Linked DNA regions of Homo sapiens: region 1 is linked to region 2. Evidence: read pairs that join two places in POLR2A ChIA-PET (ENCODE). Cell type or tissue: MCF 10A. All regions are shown on one strand. Links, peaks and the distances in the headings refer to the core of each region. The heading gives the core; the rest is flanking DNA. Region 1 holds the start of LOC101927241 (a long non-coding RNA gene). Region 2 holds the start of BCDIN3D (BCDIN3 domain containing RNA methyltransferase).

Region 1 (5,365 bases), core at 180-5,179, 1.0 Mb before region 2:
ATTTCCTGTGATAGGCTCATGGAGGAGTAATTTTTTTTTTTTGAGACAGAGACTCTGTCCCCCAGAGTCTGGAGCGCAGTAGGGCGATCTCGGCCTGTCTCCTGAGTTCAAGCAATTCTCTGCCTCAGCCTCCCAAGTAGCTGGGACCACAGGTGTGCACTGCCATGCCCGGCTAATTTTTATATTGTTTGCAGAGATGGGATTTCACCACGTTGGCCAAGCTGGTCTTGAACTCCTAGCCTCAAGTGATCTGCCCGCCTCGGCCTGCCAAAGTGCTGGGATTATAGGCGTGAGCCTCGGCGCCAACCTCAGGGAGAAGTAACTGATATTTCTATTTTAAAGTGGAAGGTGGGCCGGGCACCGTGGCTCACGCCTGTAATCCCAACACTTTGGGAGGCCGAGGCGGGCAGATCGCTTGAGATCAGGAGTTGGAGACCAGCCTGGCCAACATGGTGAAACCTCGTCTTTACTAAAAATACAAAAATTAGCCTGGTGTGGTGGCGTGCCTGTAGCCCCAGCTACTCGGGAGGAGGAGAATCTCTTGAACCCGGGAGGCGGAGGTTGCTGTGGGCCGAGATCGCCACCGCACTGCGACCTAGGCGACAGAGTGAGACTCCGTCTCAAAAATAAATAAATAAATAAATAAAAATAAAGTGGAAGGTGGAGAGATGGTTTCTATGCTATAGTTTCAGGCAGAGAATGTGGAGGGAGGGAAGGAGAGAAGGTTGCGGGAAGCCAGGGACAACTGCTTGCCTGGGCCAACATCCCCTCTCTCCCCACCTCCCTTCTCCTATGGAAACTTAAGCTGCCGCAGGGCCCAGCGGAGCTAGTCCATTAGCTGTGGTCAGCAGGGGAGTGTAGGTGGGGAGGGCCCTCTCTCCCTCCAGGTCTTCTTGCCAAATGAAAGGCAAAGCGTTTGCTCCCTCTACTAGAGTCAAAACAAAACAAAACCATAAAAACCTCCACACGCATTTTTAACACACACAAATAACATAACTTCTTTCCTCTGAATGGTCGAAGCTGAGCAACTTGGAGGTGGGTGGGTGGTAGGGGCTCCGTGACCCACTAGACTAGACTACAGAGGGAGTGGGGGAGGAGGTGCCTTCTCAAAGCACTTTCCAGGTTAAATCCAGCCTCGGGAGGAGGGAGTGGAGAGAGAATTTACTCTCCCCCAACTTACCTCCCTCAGAAATGGGGGCAAGTGGAGGGTCAGCTGAGCAGAGAGGGAGGAACAGTCTCCCGAGATCCCGGGGATGGGAGGATTGAGGGGAGGGGTCCCGGAAACTCCCAGGGGAAGTGGGTTAAAAGAAGGGCCGGGAAGAAGGGTGGGACGCCCTCCACTGGAAAGGGGAGAGCGTTCTAGTTAATGCTGAGGGGAAGTTGGGGACCTGGGTCAATCGGAGTCAGCGTGTGTCTGTCTCCATGAAGGGGGGTCCGTCTCTCCCCGCCCCAGGCGCCGTCTTTGGTCTGGAGAAGGGTCCAGCCTGGGGTCGTTGGGGGTGTGAAGGGACCAATGAGCGGTCTGTCCGCTCAGAAGGGTCCAGAGAGAGAGCCAACTGGAACTACACCCCCGCTCCCCCTTCCCCCGCCAGAACTTGGGCTTGTCCTGTTTGACGCACCCGCAGAAAGGGGCGGGAGGGGTACTGACCCGAGGAGCGGTCCCGCGACTCTGTACTCCCTGCTGCCCAGTCCCGGCCAGGACGCTGCCCGGCTTAGCTGGGGCGCCCCTCGAGACCAGGATGGAGGTAGGGACGGGCTAGGGTCCCGGAAGGGCGCGGGTGTCTCGAAGGAGCCCCACGGGGTGGGAATAAGTAGAGCGCAGCCTGGGGTCTCCTACTGGGGGTCTCGAGCTGGGACTGCAGTTCCTGGAGAAAGGAGGGGGAGAGGGGTTCGTCCTGGGCTTGGGCGGTGTCTGGATCCGGGGTGCGTCCCCCCTGCTCTGGCCTGGGCAGCGCCGCCTGCTGGCAGGGCCGGACCCTGCGGCCCCGGGACCGGACACCAGGCGGTGCCGCCACCTGGAGGGCGCGTGTAGCCGCCGGGCCAGCGAGCCCAAGGGGCGCTGCAGCGGGTCGAGAAGGAGCCGCGTCGCTTCGCCTCGCCCTTCCCCTTCGCGGAGCTGAGACCCGCTGCACCAGAACCCAGGAGAGGGGGGAGACGGCAGAGACTCCGCGGGCGCGGGGCGATCCCAGCTGGGCTCTCTCCACAGGGATGCCGATCCCTCTGGAGACACAGAGCCGAGCCGGGGACGGGTGGATGGGCGCCTTGACGCTTGGGCGGGCGAGCAGAGCACCAGCACTCTTGCTTTTCGGTCCTTTCCCCCGCCGAGGTCGGGGTCGCAGCCGCCGCCGGAGGATGGGCGGCCGGCGCACGGAGCAGGGCCGGGAGGGAGCAGAAGCTTCCGCCAAGAGCTCAGGAGCTGGGGCAGCCCTGGAGCTCTTCCTGCCCTTCTGCCCGCGGCGGCGGAAACTCCAGAGTCCCTACTCTTTCTCGGGAGGACTTTAGGGAAGAAGCAGAGCGGCAGGGGAAGCCGAGGAGCGAGGGTGCGACGTGGGGATGGAAGGACAGTGGGAGGCACACGGAAAAACAGAACGAGGACCTTAGACAGGAGAGACGGAAGTGGAGAGAGGCTGGGCTGAAAGGCAGGGAGAGCCAGAGACTGACAGAGGCGGCGAGAAAGGAAGGGAGAGGGAGGGAGGGAGGAGGGAGGAGAAAGAGGGAGGGAACCAGGGGAGAGGGAAGGGAGCAGGCGGCGGAGCCCGGCGGGCGTGGGGCGAGGCCAGGCGTGCAGGCGGGAGCAGCGTGCAGAGCAGCGGCCGGGTTTTGCTCCCGCCTCGGAGCCCCTGGCCCGGGGGAGGGGGAGAGGCCGCTAGCCTGGTCTATGTCTTTTTCTGACTCCAGTGCAACCTTCCTGCTGAACGAGGTAACCGTGGGGGGGGTGTGGGGTCGTGGGAAGGGGGTTCCCCACTGGGTGGGAGGAGAGCTCCGCTCCAAGCTAGGAAGGGGGCACGCGTTTGGGGGAGACTGCACCGATGGGGAGGCAGGGAAACCGGAGGAAGTGAGGCCAGGGGTGGAAGAGGCACCGGGTTAGAGAGGAGGGAGCGGCCAGAGCTGGCAGCTTCCTAGTACTGGGATTGGATGAGAGGAGAGGACTGACTGAGGAGCCAGAAAAAAAGGGGCTAGATTACAAGAAGGGCTCTGCCAAGCTCCCCTAGCGCCTGTCCCTGAGTTCCCTGGCAGCCTAGCAGCCAGAATGGTAGGGGCCTCCACCTGGTCCAGATCTTAAAAACTGCTGGGGAGGAGTCTTTAAGTCTTCCCAGAAGGCCTAGCTTCTGTCTCAGTTTCCCCATTCAGTGCCCAGGGACTGGGATCTGCCCAGCTTCCTGGTACACTTAGAGGAGAAGCTAGAATATATTCTGAAACCTCCCAAGAAGGTTTCAATATATTCCAGCTCCCAAACCTGATTATTCAGGCTTTTCCTCTTATGTCTTGCTTCTATGACTTGGGTACCTGCCAGCTGCCAGTCTAACAACTCTCTCCTAGAAAGAATCAGCAGGAGGAGCCTCTCCCCTGATCCTTTATTGCCCTCAGCTCTCTCCCTTTATGCCCAGCCATGAAAAAGAAAAGAGGTTAGGGCTACATGGACACTGACAGGCACATGTCCTGTCACAGGACAAGAAGTCACCAAGTTGGTATTAGAACTAGAGTAGGCAGGTGTGGGTGAGAAATGAAAGGAACATTGGGTAGCAACCCAGAGATATGAGAAGAAGGAGGGAAGCTCTGAAGCTACTGCAGGACCCAGGGGATGGGCCCAGGTATGAGGAGCTTGAACCCATCTCCTGGGGATGGTTGGCATGGCAACACATGCCTCAGGAGCAGACTTAGACAACCTTGTCGCAGGAGATTACAAGGAGTGTGAGGAAGGAGTGCTGCCGATGGCAGATCCGCTGTTACCTACAGCCCCAGGACCTTCTGTGGGTGGAGAGAGTCCCAAAAGGAGAGGCCAGGAGAGTGGATGCAGGGATGGGAAGAGAAACAGCTGCCTCCACCACTGCTTTCTTCACTAGAGCCATCTCCCAGGAGAAGAGCACCTTGAGGGTCTTACTCTTTGACACCTCTCCAGGCCCCTGAAAGAAGGAATTGAAGAGAAAGGATGAAAGAGGGGGATACAAGGAATACTGCGTAACTGGGTGAGGGCACAAAAGTGGGCAGTGTCTGGGAACTTCCAATACAGAAGAATCCAGTATATGACCAAACCCCAGTTGGTGCTGGACTCAGGAGAGGAGACAGTCCCTTCAGCCACAGGGGCTGCAACAAAGTTGTTTGTCAAACCCAGCATGAGGAAGGTGCTGGGCAGGGCTGCTCTGGGCCACCCACAGTAGACAGACTAAAGATGTCAGTCTGAAGATGCAGCTCTTCTTTGTCTTGCCAAGATAACACCGATAAGTGACCCAGGTGGGAAGCCACTTGGTTTGGGTGGGCTTTCTCTCTCCCATGCACAGTGCTTTCTACCATAGATCTTACTAAGCCATGTCAGAGTTTTGGATTTCTGATTCTCCTCAAGCCAAGGAGGGATGAGCAGATTGCTGAACTCCCGGGTGTGAGAAATTGGGAAGGAAAAGGACTGAGCTCAGGGCCAAGAGCATGGGCACCAGGAGGCCTCCAAGTGTAACCCCTGTCTACGCACATCCTCCTCGTGGGGCACAAAGGTAGGCAGTCAAAAATCAAAGAAGGAATTTTGCTCAGGAGATGAAAAAAGGAAAGAGCTCAAATGGGTGGATCTTTGGGGAAAGTTTCCTCAAGATAAGGGCTGCGGCTCTCTTACCCCAAATCTCAATGCTCCTGTAAAGGAGACTGAGTGGTGCAGAGTGGTACAAGCCCTTCTGCTAAGGGGAGAATCTGGCCTTACCCTAGTGACTCCGAGGAGACTGGCCCTTTCCTCTCCCAACCCGAGTGTAGCCAGGATCCCACCCACAACTATCCCCCTACCTCCACCCTCTGGCTTCTTTCCCCTTCCCTTTAGGCTCACCTAAAACAGCCCCTTTCTGCCCCAGTTCCCACGGATGCCTTGGCACTGTCTGGCACAATCCTTGGCAGGGAAGTGGGGAAGGGAACCCCCATCCTGGCAGGACTAAGACAAAATCTATCCGTGCAACAGGTGTGGGGAGGCCTACCCAGCTCACGGAAAGTTCCCCCCTTCTCAAGGGTTGGGCAACACCGCCTTTGCCGCAGCGTCCCCGTACTGAGGGGGCCGGGCACCTGTTGGGGCAGGAGCTGCCGTCCTGTCATTAGCCTGGGGGCACCAAGCCCATTCCTCCCCGGGACCACTGCGGGGTTTGCTTTCGGAGCCTCCGGGACGCACGGGCCC
Region 2 (5,365 bases), core at 211-5,210:
CAAGCGATCCTCCTCCCTCAGCTCTCTAAGTAGCTGGGACTACAGATGCCCACCACCACACCTGGCTAATTTTTTTTAGAGATGGGGTTTTGCCATGTTGCCCAGGCTGGGAAAGGAGTTTTTAAAATTGAAAAAAAAAAGCACCCATAAATTATGGTACATCTATCCAATGAAACATTAGGAAGCTGCTAAAAAAAGAATGTGGTGATATAAATAATCTCAGAATTAAAAGCTACTAATAGTGTGTTACCATTTGTAAAACTAAAAGGGGGGTACTTATATGTACGTAAATGCTGGTATACACACAAGACTGATACCTAAGAAATTATAAACAGTAGTGCCACTGTGTGGGGGAAAAGGAGGATTTAGGGTTGGGAGTAGAGACTTACTTTTTAGTATATACCCCTTTGTAGTTTGAATTTTTTTGTTTTATCAAGCGCAAGCATTTTTTTTCCCTTTCCTGACTACAAAGATCCACAAGAAAAAGCATTTTTTAAAAACTGCAAAACAGAAAGCTCCATAAACGTACAGCCAGGTTTGGGAACCACTACCCTAGTTAGCTGCCAACTATGTCTTTACCTCTCATGTGTATACTACTCTCAACTTTAAAATCTCTGGTGGTTTCCTAATGCCTTTCGTGAAATCCCAAGCCTTAACCTCAGTCTCTCTTTTCCATTGTTTTTACCCTCTGACTTCCCGTATCATCACAGCGGAGAAATTTTGCAGGGGACACAGGACATCAACCCATCTCCTCATTCCAGTCTTTGAGACTGTATCCAAATGTCCCCTTCCTACTATCATCTGAGTCCCACAAGGTCTGAAGTCGTCCCCCAAAGTCTCTTCTGTAAAAGGACAGCAACGTAACAGAATTGTCCCCCGCCCTCCAGATGCTGGACTGGAGTGATGGAGGGAGCGCAGAGAGGGTACTAACTTTTGAAGCATTTGCCGTGGTAAGTTCAGACTGCCTGCTAGTGTAGAATATCCCAGTGGCTACAAATAGGTGTGGGAGAGACATTTCCTTATTTTGCATGTGGTTTGATTATAATCATATGCCTAAGAATAGTTTGCAGCAAGAAGAGTGGCAGTGCCGCCCTTCTCCATTCCCTTGGGCAAAATGCTTTATTTGCTTCTCGATCCTCTCCACTGTACTCTGTCAACTCACTGTTTTGTTTTGTTTTTGAGACGGAGTCTCGCTCTGTCGCCCAGGCTGGAGTGCAGTGGCACTAGCTCGGCTCACTGCAAGCTCCGCCTCCCGGGTTCACGCCATTCTCCTGCCTCAGCCTCCGGAGTAGCTGGACTACAGGCGCCCGCCACCACGACCGGCTAATTTTTTGTATTTTTAGTAGAGACGGGGTTTCACCGTGTTAGCCAGGATGGTCTCGATCTCGTGACCTTGTGATCCACCCGCCTCGGCCTCCGAAAGTGCTGGGATTACAGGCGTGAGCCAGCGCGCCCGGCCTACTCACTTTTTTTGAAATAAACATGCAGGTCCCAGGGTCTGTCCTGCACTGTATAGCACACATGAGTCTCAATATCAGGCATGATTCTGTCACCCTTGGCTCTTCTCTCCCAGTAAACCAAACCTAACCCCATGTTCCCAAACGTGTGTCTCTGGAAGCCCCCTCTCCCCAGCCAAAGCGCCAGGCACGCTGGACAGAGGCCACCCTAGATACAAGGACCGTTCCCACCTGGGGTCTGGCCCTGAAAGAAAAGTGGGAACGTAGTCGACAAGGACTCCTCTCCAAGAGAGATTCCTAAGACAGATGGTGGAACCCTGGCGGGCAGGCAGCAGCGGCACTGGCTCAGTCAAAGCCACGCTTTATACTCGTTTTGGGAAAGTTTCGATGGGTGTTAGCCCAGGCCAGAACCACAGTGGATGTGTAGGCAGCCAACCACTTGGCTCCGGATGCTCCAATCCCTCCCCTGTCACTCACCCCGGAGTTACACCCCACGTCGAGCCCCAGAATCGGCCCGTTCTCGGGACTCTCAGGAAAGAGCTGTCGAAGCAGCTCCGGGGGCAGGAGGCGGAGCCGTTGCTCCGGAGGGTGGAAGCGAGAATAATGAGGAAAATTTCCGAACGGGGCGGCGCCAGGTGCCAGAACTCGCGATTCCTCTTCCGCTGCGGTCTCCTTAACACTCCCTCCATCCAGTTCCGTGGGCACCGCCATTAGCCTCAACACAGCCTCTGGGCCGTGGCGGAACCGGAAGCCGGGAACCTGCTGTCGGCGTGGGCGGTGGCGGTGCCAGCGCGCGTGCGTCGAACGGCTAGGGCGGGTGGCTAGAATTCTGCGGTGAATCAGAAAAGCTGTCCTGATTTCCTCTCGCTGTATACCTGGAGCCGGCGAGCGCCTGGGGCTTGCCTTGTATTATTGAACCCTCATCACAACACTGGGAGGGGATTAGCAATATCATCCACGTTTTACAGGGATGAAACAAACTCTGAGGGCTAAGTGTCTTGGCCAAGCTGACATAGTTTGAAACTTGGGCTACTTGACCCAGAACAAGTATACTAGTTTGTTGGGATCTTGGAAATCAATTTTAGTCCAATTTCCTTTCTTTATAAATGCAAAAAGTGAGACCGAGAGAACTTACTTGTCTGGGGTCATACATTGAATCTGTGACTCAAAAACTTCCACCCGGTTCAGGAAAGGGTAGCCAGGAGGTGCAGGTCACTTGCGAAGCCAGCCGACTCAGCCCTGTCCCCCAGGGGCAACTGTAGACCATGAGCTCCTTGAGAGGCAAGGACCGTGCCTTAAGAGCCAGCACTTAAAGAGTGCTTACCAGGCACCAGACACCCTTGTAAGCTCCTTAGTCAATCCTCTCACCCCGTGAGAAAATGACCGTATTATTATTCTTTTTATATAGATGAGGACACTGGAGTAAAACAAAGTAACTTGTCCAAGATCCCACAGTTAGAAATGATGGTACTAGGATTCGAACCCAGGGAGTTTGGATCCAGAGGATGTGCTTGCAACGGTGTGTTATTCTCAGCCTTGAGTCTCCTATACTTAACATGGGCCTGGCACAAAGATGCTCAACAAATGTTGTTGAATGAAAACTCAATAGAGAATACAATAAGGCCAGATCTGTTTGGGGAAACTTTAAATGGAAGGGAGAAAGGATGCCAACTGAAGCAGACATAGTGGAATGGAGTTGGGCAAGATGTGACTCAGAGATTGGAAATAACAGAGCTGATAAGGAGAGGAACTGAAGGGTCAACCTAGGTAGCAGGTTCCAGTCAAAAGCCAGGATGGCCCAGAATATCCGTCAGGGTCAACCAAGCATCAGCAGAGTTGTGCAGGACCCCCAACCCCACCCCTGCACCTGGCCCACCCATCTTAAAGGGGTATCCTGCTCCATGAGGCTGGCAGTTCGGTAAACTTCTTATAAGGCACTGGAGCATGACTCCTGCAAACAGTACCATCAGGAGTTAAAATAAGCGCTGTTTTCCTCTCAGTTTTTACTTTATATTTTCTTTTTCTTTTCTCCTTTTTTTGAGATAGAGTCTCACACTATTGCCTGGGCTGGAGTGCAATGACATGATCTCGGCTCACTGCAACCTTTGCCTCCCAGGTTCAAGTGATTCTCCTGCCTCAGCCTCCCAAGTAGCTGGAATTACAGGCACCCGCCACCATTCCTGGCTAAGTTTTTGTATTTTTTAGTAGAGACGGGGTTTCACTATGTTGGCCAGGCTGGTCTCGAACTCCTGACCTCGTGATCTGCCCACCTCGGCCTCCCAAAGTGTTGGGATTACAGGCGAGAGCCACCACGCCCAGCCTTTATATTTTCATCTCTATCTGGCCTGCTGTTTCTCTAGTTTCACTTATTTGAGGACACAAGTTAATAAAAGTCACTCTGGAATTTAGTAAACCACAGTATTCTGCACAATTACAGAAAAGGAGAAAAAGCTGCACCGTTTTGACAAATTTTGGTGAGCTGAGCTGAACTTACCTCTTTTTGTCACTAGATGAAGCTAGCACAAATAATTAACAATTTTCAAGGAGCTGGAATCACCTTGCTTCCAGGACAGTGAATGGCAAGAACTCCTGACCCTGGGGTTCCTCCAGAAGCAAAGATAGGCCCTCGTAACATTACTGGTAATCTAAAATGCCTGACAGGTGACCTCATAAAGAGGTGTTTTAATTTGATCCACTCTGGTAACTTTTCTAACCTATGACCACTTTTCAGAGCCTGAACAGCACAGGTGTCTTGACAATACTTGACAATACCAGCCCCAGCACCTTAAATAGCTGTAGCAGCACCTAAGAGCTCGCTCTGCACTTTGGTCAGCCAGGTTTTATGGAGTGAGATGCATATATAATTTCAAGGGAAAGGGGAAGAAGGGGCGCCCTCTTTAAGGAAAAAACTCCCACCAACTTACAAATATAAAGACAGGTATAAAAGTGAATATTTATTTATAATGAGAAATCACAACAAATTACAAATTTTGAAAAGCTGACTACTAAAAGCATCACAACAAATTTTCTATAGGCTTGGTGTGGTGGCTCACACCTGTAATCCCAGCACTTTGGGAGGCCGAGGCGGGCGGATCACGAGGTCAGGAGATCGAGACCATCCTGGCTAACACGGTGAAACCCCTCTCTACTAAAAATACAAAAAATTAGCCGGGCGAGGTGGCGGTCGCCTGTAGTCCCAGCTACTCGGGAGGCTGAGGCAAGAGAATGGCGTGAACCCCAGGGGGCGGAGCCTGCAGTGAGCCGAGATCGTGCCACTGCACTCTAGCCTGGGCGACAGCAAGACTCCGTCTCAAAAAAAAAAAAAAAATTCTATAATAGTTTGATTGATTAAATGCTAGTCACACTTGAATATTACTTTTTTTCTTACATTTTTGGCTGCATACTCTTTGATTGCTTCTTCACATGACAATCACTTGATAATATCATTTTAGAGAGAGACCAGGAAGGTAATTCAGTCTTTTCTTAGCCTGGTGGATCAAATTTGTCTTTTATTATTTGTGGCAGTTATAAAAGTTTCTTTCAAGTTCACAAGTTGTTATTGGCAATGTCATGTAAATTTTTTGGTTTGTTATCAAATTGGGGGAGAACTTTGATTAAATTTCTTTCATTTATTAGCTGGAAGATTTCAGAGCATTTCAAATTTTCTTGTGCAAGAAATAATCTTAGATCTACTCTTCAAATGGACTGTATTCATTAGCCAATTTGTCGTTGAAAACCTTATTATGAATGATGCATTATAAAATTTTTATCATCTGCATTGATAGCAGTAATTTGTGTCAAGTCAGCAAAGGAATTTAAACATAGGGATTCTGATAAATTGTGTATTGTACAATTCCCATCAAGAAATAAAAGAATGCATGGTGCATTTATAATTATATATGCTGTGC

Evidence for each region. ChIA-PET counts read pairs that join two places held together with the same protein. Peaks named below come from ENCODE experiments on the same cell type or tissue, not always from the same donor. Only the 100,000 strongest peaks of a DNase experiment are listed, where the experiment ranks them.
Region 1: POLR2A ChIA-PET joins it to region 2 with 5 read pairs; 2 of 35 experiments call an interaction of 5 or more read pairs at or near these places.

Annotation. Positions count from the first base shown.
Region 1 is chr12:48,812,809-48,818,173 of GRCh38, forward strand. LOC101927241 (a long non-coding RNA gene) reads right to left here and starts at 4,124. Exons shown (of 3, transcript XR_245978.4): 1 at 3,952-4,124; 2 at 1,649-1,865; 3 at 954-1,484. It also overlaps a transcript of CACNB3 not described here. RefSeq lists enhancers at 1,748-2,249, 2,250-2,749 and silencers at 1,840-2,099, 2,700-2,779. In MCF 10A, for the core only: a CTCF peak has its summit at 1,973 (motif pointing left); DNase peaks (open chromatin) are centred at 1,983 and 2,683.
Region 2 is chr12:49,840,920-49,846,284 of GRCh38, forward strand. It overlaps BCDIN3D (BCDIN3 domain containing RNA methyltransferase), which reads right to left and starts at 2,187. Exons shown (of 2, transcript NM_181708.3): 1 at 1,935-2,187. The coding sequence starts at 2,168. It overlaps BCDIN3D-AS1 (BCDIN3D antisense RNA 1), which reads left to right. Exons shown (of 3, transcript NR_027501.1): 3 at 1-235. RefSeq lists enhancers at 1,530-1,899, 2,470-2,529. In MCF 10A, for the core only: no CTCF peak of the experiment used is centred there; a DNase peak (open chromatin) is centred at 2,142.